Linked DNA regions of Homo sapiens: region 2 is linked to region 1. The links are chromatin loops, found by intact Hi-C in ENCODE. Cell type or tissue: heart right ventricle. All regions are shown on one strand. Each heading gives the region's core, and the rest is flanking DNA. Links, peaks and the distances in the headings are about the cores only. Region 1 overlaps IRS1 (insulin receptor substrate 1). Region 2 has its middle 440 kb from the start of MIR5702.

Region 1 (2,926 bases), core at 321-2,820:
CCATTCACTTGGCATTTAAATCTCTCTTTGCTTATGCTGTTAACGAGTATGCCATAGGATAGGACAAATTCAGTAAACAGGAAAACTTGTCCATATTTGCATAGACATTTGTAGGGTTTTTTTTTTCTTTTTCTTTTTAGAACTTCACCATTGGCTTAAGAATGTAGTTCCCAAAACAATTTTTTCTTGCAAAGTACTTTCCTTACACCTCTTGGCTACAGGGTGGGCCAAATTAAACATATATGTATTTTCATTTAATGTATGTGCAGTTTGGTTTATCATCTTAAGATGGTGGTGCTGCCCCGGTGCTACTTCATCTGTGTACACAAAGACCAATGCATGGTCTGTATTGCTACCAAAACATTTACTGTATATATGTTTATAACATGTATTATGTATATATGTAATGGGTGCCAGGCCAGGTATATATTTTTTATTTAGAAGTGTTTCACTTTTCCAAGTTTTCTTTATAGTGTTATGCTTATTTTCAATTTTTTTTTTCCTGATTCTGTCTGGTACTTAGAATTGTAGTGTCTTCATCATCAATTAAAGAAAACTGTCTAAATGAATTCATGGATGTAAATATTAGTGGTCCTTAATGTCTTTGATTGCTGGACATGAAACAAACTGCCAATTAAATTTTGCGGAGACATTTGATTGGGTAAGAGCAGTGTATGCTGTTTAACATGCTTTCCTAAATGATTTTGGAACAGATAGGTGGGCCTCACCCTATCACTCTTCAGTTGGCTTTCAATGGCTAAGTGTATAAAGAAAAAGACCTCAGTCAAGGTTTTAAGCTGCTTTTGATGGTAGTGCTGGCAAAGGTAGAGGGGAGAGGGGAGCAAAAATCCATCCTCTTGGTGGAAAGGTTTTTGTTCCCTTGATATGCATACTTGAATCTTTAGTGTGCACACAGATCTCTTAAAGAATTTGTTCGGCCGGGTACAGGTGGCTCACGCCTGTAATCCCAGAACTTTGGGAGGCTGAGGCGGGTGGATCATGAGGTCAGGAGTTCAAGACCAGCCTAGCCAAGATGGTGAAAACCTCTCTCTACTAAAAATACAAAAAAATTAGCCGGGCGTGGTGGCAGGCACCTGTAATCCCAGCTACTCGGGAGGCTGAGGCAGAGAATTGCTTGAACCTGGGAGGCAGAGGTTACAGTGAGCCCAGATAGCGCCACTGCACTCCAGCCTGGGTGAAAGAGTGAGACTCCATCTCAGAAAAAAAAAAAAAGCAGATCGTCATCTCAGGGCCTGGGGCCAGGCCTGAGATCCTGCACTTCTAACCAGCTCCCAGAAGAGGCCAGTCCTGCTAGTTCCAATGACACTGAGTACCGAGGCAAAGCAGTTGGTGTTTCTCAGGCCTGGCTGCATATTAGCATGATCTGAGTGGCTTTAGAAAACACATCCATGGCCAGGCCAACTTAGGAGATGCATACTGATTAAATTGGTTGGAGATGGGGCCTGGACATCTGTTATCATTGTTGTTGCTGCTGTTTTTCATGCTTCCCAGCAGATTCTAGCAAGTGGTGAGTGCTAAGAACCAGTGCTGGAAAGAGTTACCCAAACTTGTCCGATTACTAGAGCTGCTATTAGAAATCCTGATTCCCTGGAGTGGTCTAGGAATGTGTATCTTTAAGCAGGTGACTCTTCTGCTTGGAAAGTTTGGGAAATACTGATTTCTGTACAACTGGAGATTTGTGGGTCATTTCTCCACTAGAAAGGATAATAACACCTATAATTTTTGAAAATAATAAATCATGTTGCCAATATTGAAGCAGTCAAGCACCCCCAACTTCTGTGAGCTATCTTGCTTAAACCATTTAAAATAGAAGATGATTGATGTGTCCTATGTTTCAGGGCAAACTCACATTATTGGACACTTTAGTATTTAAGGCTGAGCATGGTGGTTCCCGCCTATAATCTCAGTGCTTTGGGAGGCTGAGACAGGAGGATCACTTGAGGCTAGGAGTTCAGGACCAGCCTGCAGAAAAATGTGAGACCCTATCTGTAAAAAAAATTTAAAAATTCAGCCAGATGTGGTGGTGTGCACCTGTAGTTCCAGATATTTGGGAGGCTGAGGTGGGAGGGTTGCTTGAGCCTCTGAGGTTGAGGCTGCAACAAACTATGATTACACCACCACACTCCAACCTGGGCCACAGAGTAAAATCCCATCTCAAAAAATATTAATTAAAAAATTTAATATTATTACAAAAATTTTTATGAGCATGATGCTCCGCTGAGAGTATAAAGACTGACTTTTCCACCCTTACTTGGTGCACCAGGCTAGAGGGATCTTCCTTCTGTTTGCCAGTGTAAGCGATATTTTTATTGTTAAGAAGCAGCACACAACATGATTTAGTAAATGCTTAAAGTCATTATTTGATCTTCACTTTATATTATCTTCCTCCATTTATACTTAAACACTGATTTTTCCCTCCCAATGGTATTGCAAAGCAAACATCACTCTAATCCCTTTGAAATTATATGTAAACATCAATAATTAGTATTAATTTGAGGGAAGTTTAGTTGGAATGTATTAATGGTGCAATTTATAGCATAACTGTCTTATTACCTTTACACATATACAGAAACAAAATAGCAAGTAAAATGTCAATGAAAGGCCTTTGAGAATTAATGGTCAAGGAGAATCTGTAATTACCTCACTGATTCTATTATAAACAATAGCAACATTTATTCTGCATTCATTGTGGGCTAGCCACTAGGATTTATATCAATTATTTTATTTTCCCAGCAACCTAGAGGTAGATAAGGAGTAAGTCTGTGGTCACAGGCTGCTGAGGGGAGGAGCTTCTTGCCATACTGAGGACTTCTTTTTTTTTTTTTTTTTAGACAGAGTCTCACTCTGTCTCCTAGGCTAGAGTACAGCGATGGGATCTTGGCTTGCTGCAACCTCAGCCTCCTGG
Region 2 (2,926 bases), core at 121-2,620, 510 kb after region 1:
TGCTTCAACGTGGACAGGGCCCTTTTCTCTCTTGCTCAATCTTGGTTCCCCAGGGCCTCACATGGTAATTGGCAAAGAGGAGGTCTTTAATAAATTTATTTGTTGAATGATGAAATAAAGCAGTAGATTTGCCAGGGTAGACACAGTGGAAATTTTCAAAATGAGTTCACATGGAACATAGATACTTGACAACCATTTGCCAAACAGGGTATCTAGCATAATGTCTAGAAGTGGCAGACTCCACCAGTCAGACTTGGATGAGAAAGCCAGTTCTGTTTGCTGGCAGCTTTACGACTCTAGTCAAGTTTTTTAACTCCCCTAAATCTCAACTTCTGCATCTGTAAAATGGACACAATAGTAGTATTTATCTATCAGGATTGTTATGAAAATTAAATGAAGCAATGTAGATATATTGATTAGAGTAATGCTTGACACTTGGTAAGCAGTCGACAATTGTAAGCTGGGAGGGAAGGATGCCCCTCTCCAATCTCATCTGGCTATTCTTGCCTATGGAGAAAGTTTTATGGGCACAAACCCAGGTTTCTGGAAGGACTGTTACGCTGTCAGTATCAGGAGATACACCAGGCAAGTCTCTCATCACTTCAAACATCTGGGCTGTAAGTGCCCTCTGCTTCCCTCCCTCCCCGCCCTAGGTGCTCCAGGGGCAGGACATGGGCCCTAGGCCAGGCTCGCCATCTTTATCCATGTGACTCACTCTGTAACTGGACCCAGAGCCTCACCCACAGGACAGCCATCCTAGATTCACAGACACGGTGAAAAACAGCTCTTTGAAATTCAGCCTGAGTCCTGCAATTCAGCAGTGGTTTCCAGAGAAGCCCTGCATGAGGAGCGTTATAGAGTGTTCAGTAACTCCGGTAAACTGCACTTCATTTTCCACTTGGCCATTTTTGTCCTTTGTGTAAGGAACCTCTAGAGAGAGCACCAGGAGTGAGGTAACAAGCCCCAGCCCTTTTATTATTATTAAAGGAAATGTCGGCCTGAGGATCCTATCCTTTATCGAGATGAATAAATAAAATATACGTAACAACTAGCTAAGGGGTGAAATATTTAAGTGAAGAAAATGGAACAAACTATATATTTAAATACCGCAGAGAGACACTGAGGAAATGCTGACTGTATCATAATCTACCCCCCACACCCTCAGCCACTGCCATTCACTTCATGCCAAATTGTATCATGTATGTACTTCTGAATGTTTCCTCCTATGGTGTGACTTTGGGGTTGCATATAGAGTTTTTTTTCAGTCATTCCAGACAGCGTAATTAGAAGATGGTGAAGACTCGGGGTGTTGTATGGAGGTGAAGCTGAAGCTGAGCCGTCTAGAGTCTGGAGCGCCCCCTTGAGGAAGAGGAAGGAAAGGAAGGTAGCACAACATAGCTGAGGCCTGCAGGAGGTGGGGAGTGAAGGAAGAGGATGGGAAAAGGTGGCCTCGGAGAATGCCTATGTTCTGATGACCACTGCAGTGTGGATCTGCGTAGATTATTTTTAAAAAGTTATCTTTTCTTTTTCCCTCGAGCATGAAAACATTTTATGTCTCTGGGACCACTTGTGGGCAAGAATTAGGAAGGTGACAATTTTGAAACTTAAACAGGCCTTAAACATTAGAAGAAAGTACTCATTCATTCACTCATTCACTTATTTGTTCTTTGAATAAACAGTGTGTTTCTCTTATGTTCCAGACAAGAAAAAAAAATTCAGATATACATCTCAGTTGTGTCAAAGCTCTTATTGAAAATTCTGGAGATAACAATTTTGGAAACATTCTAGCAAGCCAGAGATGGTATATTAAAAATAACTGAGCTTTTACTGCAAATGAAGCACATACGAAATATCAAAATGCTTCTTTGTTATTTTATTTTAGTGAATATTAGGAAAATATTCTATCTACACTCTACATTTTGTTGTAACTGCTTTATCTTATAACAGAATGATAAAAATAAATGCAAGACTTTTTTAGAGAAAATTATCTATCACCCACTCATAACTGGGTGATAGGTGATTTATTTTAGTTCGTACTGTTGATTGGCTGTTTATGATAATTGCTTTTTGATTGGTTTGTGCAAATTGGAACTCGAAATTCCAAGGTGAGATTTATAACACTAGGAAGATTTTTATTAAGCCCTGAACAAAAAAAAATATGTTTATAATGTGAATTTTAATTGCATTCCACTGGAAAAAAACAAGTTCATATTTCACAATTAAATGAAAATCACTTAGGATTAAGAAATTCCTATTGCTGAAATATTCTAAGTTCCTTAAAAAGGTAAGCATTACTGGCTTGTTCTAGCACTACTGACTCTAATAATCAAAATCACATATAAATTCCAAAATAATAATACTGATAGCTTACATTTATTGATCACTTAGGATGTGCCAACTTCTGTGCCAAGCACAGGTCTGCTAGTTATTTAATACTCACCACAGCCATATGAGACAAGTATCATTATTTTCACTTTACAAATGAGCTGCTGTGGCACAGAGATGTTGAGTAATTTGTCCAAAGTCACACAGCTGGTAAAGAGTAGAGTTTGGATTTTCCGGGTCTGTCTGGTTCCTTAGCTTACTAGATTAACTAAGCTGGATGTCATTATATAGAAATTACTTTCTTTCACATTGTCAACTGACATTTGCATTAAAGAAAGATAAATATTCTTACTATAATTCTTGTTTGAATTCAGAACATGAAGGAGAAAATGGAGAGGAGAGTGGAGCCTGTCTCTTGGTGAAAATTATAAATGCCATCTCAATGGGACATGCCCTTTGATAGTTACTCTATTCTGCATCATGGCCTCCCACTCGGCTCTAAGAACTTTTAAGCTTGAAGAACAGCACATCCTAACCATAGTGAGCATTTAAGAAAACTCCCTAAAGTATGCATTATAAGGGGAAAATCCCAAGTGAATCT

What was found. Peaks named below come from ENCODE experiments on the same cell type or tissue, not always from the same donor. Only the 100,000 strongest peaks of a DNase experiment are listed, where the experiment ranks them.
Region 2: it touches region 1 in a loop (2.9-fold over the local background); 9 of 110 quality-filtered maps call a loop at or near these places.

Annotation. Positions count from the first base shown.
Region 1 is chr2:226,729,043-226,731,968 of GRCh38, reverse strand. IRS1 (insulin receptor substrate 1) reads left to right here. Exons shown (of 2, transcript NM_005544.3): 2 at 1-657. Among named protein-coding and RNA genes, the nearest start is that of IRS1, 69 kb to the left of the region's middle. In heart right ventricle, for the core only: a CTCF peak has its summit at 1,307 (motif pointing right); no DNase peak of the experiment used is centred there; H3K27ac peaks cover 336 bases.
Region 2 is chr2:226,214,542-226,217,467 of GRCh38, reverse strand. No RefSeq gene overlaps it. Among named protein-coding and RNA genes, the nearest start is that of MIR5702, 440 kb to the left of the region's middle. In heart right ventricle, for the core only: a CTCF peak has its summit at 1,358 (motif pointing left); a DNase peak (open chromatin) is centred at 1,360.